Regions from separate parts of the Homo sapiens genome. Here region 2 is linked to region 1. Evidence: chromatin contacts called from ENCODE Hi-C or POLR2A ChIA-PET data. All regions are on one chromosome and are shown on one strand. The core of a region is the stretch at or near the end of the contact, and the rest is flanking DNA. Distances in the headings are between cores, read along the strand shown.

What was found. Hi-C counts contacts between places; a loop is a spot of excess contacts on that map. ChIA-PET counts read pairs that join two places held with the same protein, here RNA polymerase II (POLR2A). Pooled maps may share reads with other maps.
Region 2: a pooled map shows a loop between it and region 1 (15-fold over the local background). The contact joins the enhancer-like site here to the promoter of TBCC in region 1. A Hi-C loop is called at or near these places in 7 of 50 pooled maps. POLR2A ChIA-PET finds 5 or more read pairs at or near these places in 2 of 52 experiments (GM12878 and endothelial cell of umbilical vein).

What each region holds. Positions count from the first base shown.
Region 1 is chr6:42,743,332-42,750,344 of GRCh38, forward strand. It overlaps TBCC (tubulin folding cofactor C), which reads right to left and starts at 2,772. Exons shown (of 1, transcript NM_003192.3): 1 at 1,167-2,772. The coding sequence starts at 2,742. The coding sequence ends at 1,702. It also overlaps a transcript of BICRAL not described here. RefSeq lists enhancers at 2,261-2,420, 2,481-2,560, 2,591-2,800, 2,865-3,828, 4,215-4,264 and a silencer at 3,771-3,830.
Region 2 is chr6:43,379,315-43,386,327 of GRCh38, forward strand. No RefSeq gene overlaps it. Among named protein-coding and RNA genes, the nearest start is that of ZNF318, 13 kb to the left of the region's middle. RefSeq lists an enhancer at 4,185-4,364. Within about 2 kb of position 4,582, at least 9 of the 41 ENCODE cell types and tissues checked have a DNase peak (open chromatin) inside an H3K27ac peak, as active enhancers do; they include GM12878, where a contact is called at or near this core.

The DNA.
Region 1 (7,013 bases), core at 1,522-4,021:
CAATGGCACAGTAATGGCTCACTGCTACCTCTTCTTGCCAGGTTCAAAGGATTCTCATGCCTCAGCATCCCGAGTAGCTGGGATTACAAACACGCACCACCACCCAGCACTTGGAAGACCACGGGGGACAGATTGCTTGAGCTCAGGAGTTCGAGACCAGCCTGGGCAACATGATGAAGCCCTCTCTACAAAAAATACACAAATTAGCCGGGGGTGATGGGGTGCACCTGTAGTCCCAGCTACTTGGGAGGCTGAGGTTGGAGGATATCTTGAGCCCAGAAGGTCCTTCACCCAGACCCTGTCTCAAAGAAACAAAGGAAAAAAAAAAAAAAAAGGACCGGGCACAGTGGCTCACGCCTATAATCCCAGGACTTTGGGAGGCTGAGGCAGGTGGATCAGCCGAGGTCAGGAGTTCAAGACCAGTCTTGCCAACATGGTGAAATTCTCTATTAAAAATACAAAAAATTAGCCGAGCATGGTGGCGGGCTCCTGTAATCCCAGCTGCTCGGGAGGTTGAGGCAAGAGAGTCACTTGAACCAGGGACGCTGAGGTTGCACTGAGCTGAGATCACGCCACTGCACTCCAGCCTGGGCAACAAGAGCGAAACTCTGTCTCAAAAAAAAAAAAAAAAAAGAAACACGTAAAGAGTGATGGCTCTCCGAAGGAACTGAATGTCTAGGGACAAAGGAATTACCTATGGTTTTTTGTTTTTGAGACAGTGTCTCACTCTGCCACACAGGCTGGAGTGCAGTGGCGTGATGTCAGCTCACGACAACCTGTCTCCCAGGTTCAAGCAGTTCTCCTGAGTAGCTGGGACTACAGGTGTGAACTATCATGCCCGGCTAATTTTTGTGTTTTTAGTAGAGACGGGGTTTCACCTGGCACCGGGTCTCCAACTCTTGACCTCAAGTGATCTGCCCACCTCAGCCTCCCAAAGTGCTGGGATTGCAGGCGTGAGCCCCCGGGCTCAGCTCTGGAATTTATTAAATATGTATCTATACCCTGACACTGCTGGTTACTGTCTATAATCCGAGTGTTTTGGGAGGCTGAGGCAGGAGAATTGCTTGAGGTCAGGAGTTCGAAACCAGCCTGGGCAACATAAGGAGAGCCCATCTCTTTAAAAACAAAACACACACACACACACACACACCAAACAAACCCATGTATTTACTGCAGACCTACTTTATTATGCACCGTGATGTTTCAAGTATCACAAACCATTACAAAGCAATATAATCACCCTCCTTCCCCCTTACTGCTTCAAACTATTGTGGTAAAAATAAATAAATAAAGCCCTGGCGTGGTGGCTCACGCCTGTAATGCCAGCACTTTGGGAAGCTGAAGCGGGTGGATCACCTGAGGTCAGGAGTTCGAGAGCAGCCCGGACAACATGGCGAAACCCCGTCTCTACTAAAAATACAAGTTCGCGTGGTGGCGCGCGCCTGTAATCCCAGCGCGCCACCACGCTGGGGGACGGAGTAAGACTCAGTCTCAAAGGCATGACGAAAATAGCAAAAATGCTTTAGTGTTATACCTGTTACGAATTTAATGGAAATTACAAGTAGGAGCCCATTACAATCTCTAGCCTTAAAATGCTGAAAACATACACAGTGTGACAATAAGTAAACTTCGAGACCCAATAAGGGGGAAAGTCCAACGTGGAAAGTATTTGGTAGGAGTGAAGAACAGAGTGACAACTGCTTAGTCCCACTGGATATTTCGCTCCTCTTCAGGAAGAATACTCCAGTTTGGGGAGGCCATATCCCGGGCCAGCCAGTTAAAATCGTCAACATCGTTCCAGTTATTTTTGCTCCTATCTAAACCAGAGCTCTCGAAGTCCTTGTCGATCTCCGGGTAGCTCCAGGTGTAAGGGGCGAACTGGATCCCACTGCAGTCCTCCACGATGGCCCTGCTGGTCACCTGCAGGAAGATGCGGGTGTCTTTCGTACTGTGTATGCGGAGCTGTTGGCAGGCCACTGCCAGCACGCAGTCACTGCAGTCCTCCAGGAAAACAGAGGTAGACACCGGACCGCAGAGCAGCTTGCAGCTGTGGGCCTTGGTTAGCCGCAGGGTGTTGGGATTTCCATACAGTCTGACCGTGCAGTTGCTCAGTTCGGTCAAAAGAACGTCGCGCTGGTGCAACTCGCTGGCTCTCTTCTCCAAGACTTGGGACTCCAGGTTGGAGAAACCGCAGACCCAGCTGGGGCCGAGGTCTCCTTCCGCCTTCTTGGGCAGCGGGGAGTCCTGTATGCTTTCAACTGCCGGGGGGATGCCAGGAGCCGCGTCTACTTTGGTAGACGAAGCAGCATCCTTTCCCCGGGTCTTGAAAGCGAAACGCTTCTTGGGCTGCAGCCCCCGGCGCCGCTCGGCCAAGGCCGCCTGCAGCCGCGCCAGCGCCTCTTGTCCCTGCCGCAGGTCGTAAGCGGCTAGGAAAAAAACTGAGTCGTTGATTAGTTTCTGCAGCCCCTGGAGCCGAGAGGCCGCCTCCTCCAGCCGCTCGACCGACTCCGCGCGCTCCAGAAGCTCTTCCACGGCCGCTCGCTCCCGAACAAAGGTGGCGACGAAAAAGTGGCTGTTCTCCTTCTCTACCTCCTGGTTCTGCCGCTTTTGTTTCCGCCTTTCAACTTCCAGCTGCCGTTCTTGTTCGCGTCTCTGAAGCCGCTCAGGCACCAGGCTCAGGTCCCGCTGGGACTCCATGTCTCCGGTCCTGACAGCAGCAGCGGAGCAACTGACGGACTCCATATTGGCTTCAAGCTTCCTCTCTCTTGTCTTCCTTCCTCCGGGCGCGCTGTCCGTGAGGCCTCCCACCAACGCGTCCGGTGATTGGCCTAACATGATGATGTCAGATCCCCGGCCTTATTTTCTTCGCCTATTGGTTCCTCTGCGTCGGAGGGGGCGGGGAGATGGGGCGGGGCCGACTGACTATGGGGGTGGGAAGACAAAGGTTCTTGTGGATGGGTGGGGTGGGAGGCAGGCGGGGGAATCTTTTTTTTCCTCTTAAAGGGGCAGGACTTATATCCGGGATTGTGGGGTGAGTTGCAGCAGCGGCAGCTGCACATGTGGGTTTGTTTATAAGAACAAGGTTAGAAACTCGCAGGCCTCCCCCTCCCCCCAGCTCCTCCCTACTACCCCCTTACAGGCCGGAGATCCGCTACTAGGGGTGTGGGTGGGAGGGATGAGTGCGTGTGGTGGGTTGGGGGGACAGGTAGTGGTGAGAAAGATGGAGCGGGGGGGAATATTGCACCGCCTGGCCCGCGCCGGAGGAAGCAGCAGCTGGAACAGCTGGCTGGGGAGCCGCTTGCATGCCTCCGGTTTTTTCTTTTCCCTTCCACCACCCCTTCCCCCAACCCATTTCTGCCTCCCCGTAGCCCTCATCCTTACCGCCCCCCTCCCCCCTATCCACTGCAGTTCGGCGCGGCCTGGGGGCTCCTGGATCCCCGCAGGCAGTTACTAGGGCAGGAGAAGGCAAGGGGCACTGCGATGGGAGAGACTGGGTTCCTCACTGCAACCTGGTTCGAGGGGCCCTGGGGGAGTCCATAAAAGGATTACTATTTTTTTGGCCAATTGCTGCAGTCGGAGGGGTGGGGGCGGGGGAAGGTGAGATCCACACCCCCTTCCTCTTTCTTCCCTGCCCTCCCCGAGCTCGGTCCCGGCCACTCCCTCCGCAGCTGGGCGTCGCCGGCCGCGCTGGGGTGAGACCCTAGCCCCGGGCTCCGTGGCTCTCTGGGGCGGTCGGTCTTAGGAAAGCGGTGGGAGAAGCGGTACATTATTTCTAGGGGTGGTGGGAGGGATTTGTCACCGGAAGTGAATGGCCTAGCCTAAAGTCGGGACCAACCCGAGGTGTGGGTGGGCAGCCAAGACGGCGCAGTCACTGGCAAAAACCCGAGGCAGCGGGCAGGGCGAGAACCCGAGACGCAGCCGCTGCCCGGGCGCGGCAGCCTCGCATGCTTCGCTCAGATCTGCGGAGCTCCCGAACCTCTTTAACCCTGCCCGCCCTTCCAACCCTAGGTTTCCTCCTTATATCCCCAGTTCCCAGCCTCCATCGTTTAAATTGGGGTATTTAACGACCCAAGAAACTTGAAATTTCACCGATCTACCTGCATTTTGATGCAGAGAAAGATGGGAGGAAACGCGAACCATTGAATTAAATCTGAGTTAAAACTGATCTCCCATTTTCACGCCCCACTCTCTTCCTTTCCTTCCCACTTAAAACAAACAAAACACACATAAATTGCTGGGCCAGAGTATTTCTCCGCTGAGAGCACAGTTCATACCGTGTGGCAGATTCCCCGCGCAGGCGGGGCGCGGGGGCAGGGGAGAGGCTTGTGTGTCCGCGTGCCTGCGTGCACCCGATGGAAAAGGGGGTGCCGAAAAACAATGGTGCTTACTCTTGTGCATAGTCATCGTTTTCACTAGTCTTGTTTTATGGGCAGATTAGGTGAGGCTTCTGTTTTTGCTTTTTTGTTTTATTTTGTTTTTTTTTTTTTTTTTTGAGACGGAGTTATGCTGTTGTTGCCCAGGCTGGAGTGCAATGGCGCGATCTCGGCTCACCGCTATCCGCCTCCCGAGTTCAAGTGATTCTCCTGCCTCAGCCTCCCGAGTAGCTGGGACTACAGGCATGCGCCACCATGTCCGGCTAATTTTGTATTTTTAGTAGAGACGGGGTTTCTCCATGTTGGTCAGGCTCGTCTCGAACTCCCGACCTCAGGTGATGCGCCCGCCTCGGCCTCCCATAGTGCCGGGATTACAGGCATGAGCCACTGTGCCTGGCCCTTTTTTTTTTTTTTTTTTTTTCCAGAAAAGCAGGTTTATTTCACAAAACTGTGGGTCTGAAAGCTGGTGGACAAGAAAGCTAGTTATATTGTCCAAGTCGTGGAGGAATTGCAATAGCTGCTTTATTTTATGAAATGTTGATTTAAGCAAAGAAGCTTTAGAGAAGATTTATTTTTCTAGAAAAAAACAACCTGACCTTTTAAGTTTTTCAGGTTGAACCTGTCTCACTCAAATTAAGAACGTTTGTAGCTAAAGAAGGTTTATTGGACTTGGAGGTTGCAGCTGGAGTGAGATAACATTTCGGTATTAGGCATAGTGAATCTATGGGTGTTGTAAGTGTTGGCTGTATCCCAAGTGGAATTGAATGTTATTAAACCCTTTCAAGAACTTCATTTCTGTCTACCAACAGGTTTTTGCTACAATCCAGTAGACTTGGGAAGTTTCTAAATACTTGAAGTTGGTTAGTTCGAACTTTCAAGAAAAGGAAACAGTTAAAAACAGAGCTTGACAGGTCACCCAGGTGACCCGGTGTGTTAGGGGCAGTTTCAAAGACTGATGTGAGGAGTAGTGGAAAGGGGTCAGTGAGTGATACGGTCATTGTGAAGCATTGGCTGGACAGTTCTTTACAGCCCCCCTGCACAGCTGCAGGCTGTGAGGTATGTGGTCAAGAAATGGAGATAAAGCTGTTTCTGAGTTCAAACACAGTAGGAAGGCTGCGAAATGGCTGGCATTGCCCGGCTGTGTTTGCATCCTCTCTCTGCCATTTGAGGGCAGTGGATTCAGCATGCATCTTTGAAATATATCCCAGCTTGTCAGAGGTAAGTGCCTGTTTTGATGGAAGGAGAGTGGGGAATGCATTACGGGGGAAATGTAGCAAAAGGCAAGCAGCTCTGAGTTCTGCATCCTACTTTCAATGATATCTCAAAGGGCTTGTGAATCAAGGTACTGCTCTCTTGTAGACATCTTGAAAAATGAAAGAATTCTAACGTATTATGGACTTTACCGTTTATTTAACAACAGTTTAGATACTTTATGGTTCTATTTGTTAGATCCCCCTTTTAACTTTTTGAAAATTTCCAACATATATAACATGGAGAGGGTATTAGAATAGTGTTCCAAGGACTCACATACCCATCACCCAGCTTCAACAACTGCCAACTGATGTTAAGTAAATAAGCCAGGAACAGAAAGAAAAATATCACATGTTCTCACTCGTATGTGGGAACTGAAAAAGTTGATCATATGGAGTTGGAGTGTAGAATGATAGTTACCAGAGGCTGGGAAGTGGAGGGAGATGAAGTGAGATTGGTTAAAGGGCACAAAGGCACAAGTTAGATAGAGGGAATAAGTTCTAGTGTCAGATAGCACAGTAGCCTAATTCGAGTTAACAATAATGTATTGTACATTTCAAAATAGCTAGAAGAAAGGATTTGAAATGTTCCCAACACAAAGAAGTGATAAATGTTTGAAGTAATAGATATCCCAATTATTCTAATTTGACCACTACATATTATATGCATGTATCAAAATATCACATGTACCTCATAAATATGTACAATTATTATATATCAATAAAAATAATAATAACTTTTTAAAAAACAGTTACCAACTGAGAATCTTGTTTCCTGTAAAGCCCTAGTCACTTCCCCACCTCTCACCCTGATTATTTTTTGGCCCATCCCTTATATTATATTATTTCATATTTTATTGTCTATAAATATTTCACTATATACCTCTAAAAGATTGGGAGTTCCTTTTTTTTTTTTTTGAGATAGAGTCTCGCTCTGTTGCCCAGGCCAGAGTGCAGTGGCACGATCTCAGCTCTGTGCAACCTCTGCCTCCCAGGTTCAAGTGATTCTCCTGCCTCAGGCTCCCAAGTAGCTAGGATTACAGGTGCCCACCACCACGCCCGGCTAATTTTTTTTAATATATATAGTTTTAGTAGAGGCGGGGTTTCACTATGTTGACCAGGCTGGTCTCGAACTCCTGACCTCATGTTCTGCCCACCTCTGCCTCCCAAGGTTCTGGGATTACAGGTGTGAGCCACCGTGCCTGGGCCCTTTTTTTTTAAATTGAGACAGGGTCTCACTCTGTCACCTAGGCTAAAGTGCAGTGGTGCAATCACAGCTTACTGTAGTCTTGACCTCCCAGGCTGAAGTGATCCTTCCACCTTAGCCTCCTGAGTAGCTGGCACTACAGGTGTGCACCACCACTCCCAGCTAAATTTGGTATTTTTTTTT
Region 2 (7,013 bases), core at 3,332-5,831, 640 kb after region 1:
TATGAGAGGCCAAGGCAAAAGGATTGCTAGAGGCCAGAGGCCTGGGCAACATAGTGAAACCCTGTGTCTACAAAAGTAAAAATAAAAAAAATTAGCCAGTCATAGTTGCTCAGTCCTGCAGTCCCAGCTACTGGGGAGGATTGCTTGAGCCCAGGAATTTGAGGCTGCAGTTAGCTATGATTGTGCCACTGCACTTCAGCTTGGCCAACAGAGCAAAACTCTGTCTCTAAAAAATAAAAATAAATAAATAAAGGAATGGGAGAAAAGATGAGAAGAGAATGTAAATGGGATGATGACAACATTTTGGAAGCCAGAAAACAGATGGTGTTAGGTAACTAACAACAAAGCAGAAAAAGCTGAAACTTAGGCATGCAGGTGGGTAACCCAGAAGGAACCAAAATGGTTCATACACAGAACTCTGACCCTCTTAGACACCCCAGAGACTTTTGAAGGTGGGTTTGGGTGTGGTGCTGAAATGTAGAATTGGGTTGAAAGTTGGTACGAGGAGCAGTTGGATTCTTCAGTCTCTTCATCTAGCCCATGAAGCAGATGACTGCCCCTTCCCTCCCTTGGTGGAAGAACAGATTTCATGTTTAGTACTATATCAGTACTATCACTCGCCAAAAGAAAAAAAGGCACTGAAATGTATCTGAATTGTTTAAAACCCTAATAATTGTAGCTGTCAGGCACTCTGTTAGGTTCTAGTCCATAAAGATGAATAAAACATGGTCCTTATCTTTGAGAAACTCACAGGTTTTTTTAAACGTAGCTTTCAAGATACCAATAAAAACAAAAGCATATCATGAGGCATTGCATCCCTCTGTACAATGTCATAGACAGGAGTTCTGTATATGGAGACTTCTTTGAGGACTGGGTGGCCAAAAAAGGCTACCCTCCTTTGTGTAAAAGTTACATTTTGATGTTCTTGGTGATTCTCAAGGCAGTAAGGAGCCAATTTGGCTTGAATGCTGGTTTTTAGAAGGGAATAGGCAAAGATGCATTTGGAAAGGTAACTTGGCATTAATCTGGTAAGAAACATGGATTTCAGAGTAAGGTGTCCAGATTTTACCCTGTCATTGGAGATTTTTGCATAGGATGACAGAATAAAGTGATCTACCCTTTCTGTGTTTTAGGAAGAAGAAAATGACAGGTGCTAAGAGAGAGAGGAAAGGGTAAGACGGGCTGGGACCCTGTATCAGTCAGGGTTTCCAGCTGCAAGAAAGAAAAATGAATTCTTGCTAACAAAAGCAGAAAATAAAGTGGTTGAAATTAAACTGTGCAGTTCACAGTATTGATGGGAAATCTATAAAGAACAAGGCTCAGAAAATCCCTCCTACTGCCTGTTATCCACATATATCCTTCTTCCCATACTTAACTCTTCCAAAAAAAAATTTTCCTGTCCAGCACGCTTTGGACATCCCTTATACAAATGAAAATCACTTACTGCCTCCCTCAAAATAGCCTCAGATTTTAGCAGTCACTACATCCAGTTCCAAGCCCAGGGAGTCTTGTTGATGCCTATTCCTAGTTCTGCCCAGTCTTGTCTTGATATCTTTGTAGATTAGCTTGTAATGTTATCAATCACCAACACATATTTTTTTTTTTTTTTTTGAGATGGAATTTTGCTCTGTCACCCAGGCTGGAGTGTAGTGGCTCAATCTCAGCTCACTGCAACCTCTACCTCCCAGGTGGAAGCAATTCTTATGCCTCAGCCTCATGAGTGGCTGGGACCACAGGCACGCACCACCACGCTTGGCTAATTTTTGTATTTTTTTTTTTTAGTAGAAACGGGGTTTCACCATGTTGGCTGGGCTGGTCTCGAGCGCCTGACCTCAAGTGATCTGCCCGCCTCGGCCTCCCAAAGTTCTGGGATTACAGGCATGAGCCACCGTGCCCGGCCAACACATCATTTACTAAAAAAAAAAAGAGAGAGAGAGAAAAAAGAGAAATCAGTTAAGATATATGAATATATTTAGGAAAAATCAAGGAAAGAAATATGGAAAGAGGCTACCATTCTCATTTCCACAACTAATCAGAAGGCTGTGGGTATTTATGACTTCTGTCCTCTCTACTAGTTCTGTGGTCTCTTTGCCTTTAGGCAGAACCTCAGCTGGTCAGTATATGACCCAAATCTCATTTCTGAGAGATCCAAGCTTTTGGTGGTCCTGCCTGTTCAAGGGGTTAAAGATGTCTTTCATTAACTTTTAGTTCTGATCATGGTTTCATGAGGATGCACCCCAGGGGATCCCCTCTGTACCATCAATATGCCTCTTGACCCCAGTGTGTAACTACAATCTTATTTCTTCACAAAAATCAGGATTAATGACTCAATACCATAACTTACCATAACTTCTTTTTTCCCCGTTGATCTACTGCAGTGAGGAACCCAAAGTGGCCAGTGGCCATCTCACCCTAAACTGTTGTTCCTACTGGTGGAATATTTCTCACCAGCAGAGCTCAGAGTTGATGTAGTGGGGAGAATAATAGTTCCCAAAGATATCCACATCTTAATCCTCAAAACCTATGAATATGTTACATGATAAGAGGGAATTAAGGTTGCAGATGGAATTAAGGTTGCTAATTAGCTGGCCTGAAGATGGGAAAATGATCCTCTATTATCTAAGTGGGCCCAATGTAATCACCAGTGGTTACCTTCTAAAAGCAAGAGGGAGGCAGGAGAGTCAGTATTAGAGCACTCCATCATGGGAAAGATTCGACCAGCCATTGCTGGCTTTGAAAGGGGGGCCATGAGCCAAGAAATGTGGGTAACCTCCAGAAGTTAAAAAAGCCAAGGGAACAGGCAAGATTTGTCACCTAGGGCCTCCAAAAGTAACACAGCCCTGTCCACACCTTAATTTTAGCCCAGTGAGACCCATTTTGGATTTCTGCACTCCAGAGCTGTAAGATAATAAATATGTGTTGTTTTTTACTTTCCAAGTTTGTAGTAATTTGTTAAGGATACAAGTGTATTTTTTTTTTTTTTTGAGAAACTGTCCCACTCTGTTGGCCGGGCTGGCATGATCATGGCTCACTGCAGCCTCAACCTCCTGGGCTCAAGCAATCCTCCCACCCCTCAGCCTCCCAAGTAGCTGAGACTATAGGTATATGCCACCACACCCTGCTAATTTTTTGTACTTTTTGTTGGGACTGGATTTTGCCATGTTCCCCAGGCTGGTCTTGAACTCCTGGGCCCAAGAGATTCCCTTGCCTCAGCCTCCCAAAGTGCCGGGGTTACAGGTGTGAGCTACCACGCCCAGCCACAAGTGTAACTGTAATAGGTACCACCTCACCTATATATCTCATCCCCACCCTTGTATATTTTTGGTTATGAGAGAAATGCTCCACATCGTTGGTCACTATTTCAGAGCTTATGTCACATTCTGTAGGATACCACTCTAATCTTTTTTTTTCTTTCTTTCTTTGAGACAGAGTTTTGCTCTTGTCACCCAGGCTGGAGTACAATGGTGCGATTGCGGCTCACTGCAACCTCCAGCTCCTGGGTTCAAGCTATTCTTCTGCCTCAGCCTCCCGAGTGGCTGGGATTACGGGCATGTGCCAAACACGCTTGGCTAATTTTGTGTTTTTAGTAGAGATGGGGTTTCACCATGTTGGTCAGGCTGGTCTCGAACTCCTGACCTCAAGTGATCCACCCGCCTTGGCCTCCCAAAGTGCTGGGATTACAGGCGTGAGCCACCGTACCCGGCTGATACCGCTATGATCTTATGAGATGTTGTCTCCAGTTGGCAAAATAAAAACTAAGACCTCAGTAAGCCTATTCTATAAGACTAGCTGGAATATACAATAAAACTAAATAAGGAATCCCAGAAGAGTTGAATTGTGTATCCCAGCTGTCTTACTTCTTCCACCGTAAAAGTACTCCCTTGGCCAAAAGCATCATTGTGTGGGATGTCATGTTGAATGCCTTATGAGTCATTCAGTAAGTTTCTGGATGGTGCTGGCAAAAATACAGTGAGTAGGAAAAATATATAGAAATTTAAAGTAAGTTTCTTCTACAATGAAGATAAATTACTGCCCTGTCCATGAAGGAAGAGGTCCAAACTGGCAGTAGCAGGTCAATCTTAGTGTGAGAACGTCCACGTGATTGAGCCTTTACACTCAACATGCATTGCCTCCATCAGTGGTCCCATGGTCACTTTGTTCACAAGCTCATACAGCACACTCTGGTGTAACTAGGGGAAAGGGTGGATACCATCCATAGAGCAGTTCATCTTCTCTACCTGATTGTTGATAACCCTCTTCTACTCACGAGGCACAAATGTTCTCATTATAGTAGATTGGTTTTCTCAACATACGTTCTAAACTCCTTAGACTGGTTTTCTCAACATACATTCTAAACTCCTTCGTACCTTTCTATACTGAGAGTCTAGAAAGATAAAAGCTGTATTTCTCAGATCCTATTACAGTTATGGTTTCAGGTGTAATTGAGATTTTTGCCAATCAGGTATATTCCCATGAGACTTGAATGTGAAACCCAGTTAACTGAGTGATGTGGAGAAAGAGGCAGGATATGAAGTATTCACTTTGCTGCTGTGAATCATGACAGAGGAAGTGTGGTTCTGTGGTTACCGACGTGCTGATTTGCTGGTTTCCTGCAGTGGAAGCCATAGCTTACCCAAGCATAGCAGAATCAGTGAGATTCTGGGTGTGGGGAGTGCTCTTACAAGCTCCACCTAAAGCTTCTTCCCCTACCCCTTACAAATATTGTGTAAGCCACACGTGATCCCTGGTAATAACGCCCTTCTCCCTTAAATTAAGTAGAGTGGTATCTGTGGTCTGCAACTGAATCATGACAGATACTGTCACATTTGGGAACCATTTTAAGAAGTTCTTCCACATTATACTTCTCCAACTTCATTTTAATATCACTTCTAACTCCCTAATCATCTAGCCAAACCATTAACCTCAGACTCTTTTTTTTTTTTTTTTTTTTTGAGATGGAGTCTCGCTCTGTCACCCAGGCCGGAGTGCAGTGGCGCGATCTCAGCTCCCTGCAAGCTCTGCCTCCCAGGTTCACGCAGCTGGAACTACAGGTGCGTGCCGCCATGCCTGGCTAATTTTTTTGGGGTTTTTTTTGTATTTTTTAGTAGAGACGGGGTTTCACCATGCTAGGCAGGATGATCTCGATCTCCTGACCTCGTGATCCACCTGCCTCGGCCTCCCAAAGTGCTGGGATTACAGGCATGAGCCACCGGGCCCGGCCAAATCAGTGTAGACTCTTAACCTGTTTCTCCTTCTGGGAAAACTGGTCAGGTAGTTGTATTTCTTGAAGTCCTGACTATCCTCAGTGTCCTTCAGGGTCACCCTTGATTGGGGGCCACAGTATCACAGCAGCCCATTTCTTTCTAATGCCAGCACATTAGGTGAAGACAGCTACAAACTAATCATGACTTTATTCCACTGCAGTCTGGTAACAAGGCCCATTTCATTGGTTATAGTGGTAGATGAAATAGCAATGCAGCAGAAGTAGTGGTGTGGGTGCTAGGAGCCATTTGTGTTTTCAGGATCTGCTGTGGCCTCATTTTGTGTATGTCATTTCTACTTGATAATGGATCCATGTCCTAGGTATGAACCAGCTTTATACCTAGGAAGACCAGATGATAGCCAGTTCATGATTATGCTGTGATCATGCTGGGTTCCATGATCATGCTGTGTCCGTGGCCCAGCAGCAAGCTGAGAGCTGATTCTCAAAGAGAGAATATTTACCTGCCAAAAGGCATGCTCAGAGGGCCTCTGCTATGATTATTCTATCAGGACATGCCATAGATGATAAAGTACCTCAGTCTGCCACAAACACTTTGAACATTATAAGGATCGCAAGGACTAAGTTGCACTGCAGACTGGACCAGCTGGAGAACCTTTTCTTCCTCTGAATCTCACTCAAGTATGGCTTCATTTCAAGTGACCAGATAAGGAGGTCAGAGCAGTAACCCAAATATGATCAATGTTGTCTCTAAATTCACCTAAGTGATGTGACTCTTTTGGTTTAGGGGTAGGTAGCACAAGTAAAGCAACTTGTCCTTCATTTTGAAGGGAGCACCTGTATGCAAGATCACTAAACATCAAGAAATATCAGTGAAGTGAAAAGCCTTTGTACTTGAACCTCCCTACCTTCCGGTATACATATATTTCCTAAAGCGTGTAAGATACTTGCTATTTTTTACTCCATATGCCCTATTAGTTTGATGTCATGAGTTCAGTGGGCCAGCATATCTTGTGAGATGGTAAGATGGGTCAGGATCCCTATGTGCTAACTTGTAGCAGAGTCAGAAAGTTCATGTAACCATGAGACAGTGTAGATTGATGTGTGTTATATCTGTTGTTTTCTGCTATTAAGCCAAAGAAAAATACTTCACTGGATTAATGTCTTCCTTTTCAATTGCATTTATTTGTTTATTTATTTATTTTACCTTCTTGCCTTCATCAATGTCTTGTTTGTATTTCGTACTTTTCTCTCTCTCTCTCTCTTTCTCTTTCTTTTCATTTTTTAAGAGATAGGGGCCGGGTGCAGTTGCTCATACCTGTAATCCCAGCACTTTGGGAGGCCGAGGCAGGTGGATCACCTGAGGTCAGGAGTTCAAGACCAGCCTGGCCAATATGGTGAAACCCCGTCTGTACTGAAAATACAAAAATTAGCTGGGTGTGGTGGCAGGCACCTGTAATCCCAGCATTTTGGGAGGCTGAGGCAGGAAAATTGCTTGAACCCAAGAGGTGGAGGTTGCAGTGAACTGAGATCAAACCACTGCACTCCAGCCTGGGTGACAGAGCAAGACTCTATCTCAGAAAAAAGAGAGAGAGAGAGAGAGAGAGAGATGGGGTATTCTGTGTTGCCCAGGCTGGTCTCAAACTCCTGGGCTCAAGTGATCCTCCCACCTCAGCCTCCCGAAATGCTGGGATTATGACTGTGAGCCACCATGTGTGGCATCCCTTTCTTTTCACTAACACTCTCTCAAAATAGATGTAACCATTCTTCTGACTTCTAATATCCTTGATCA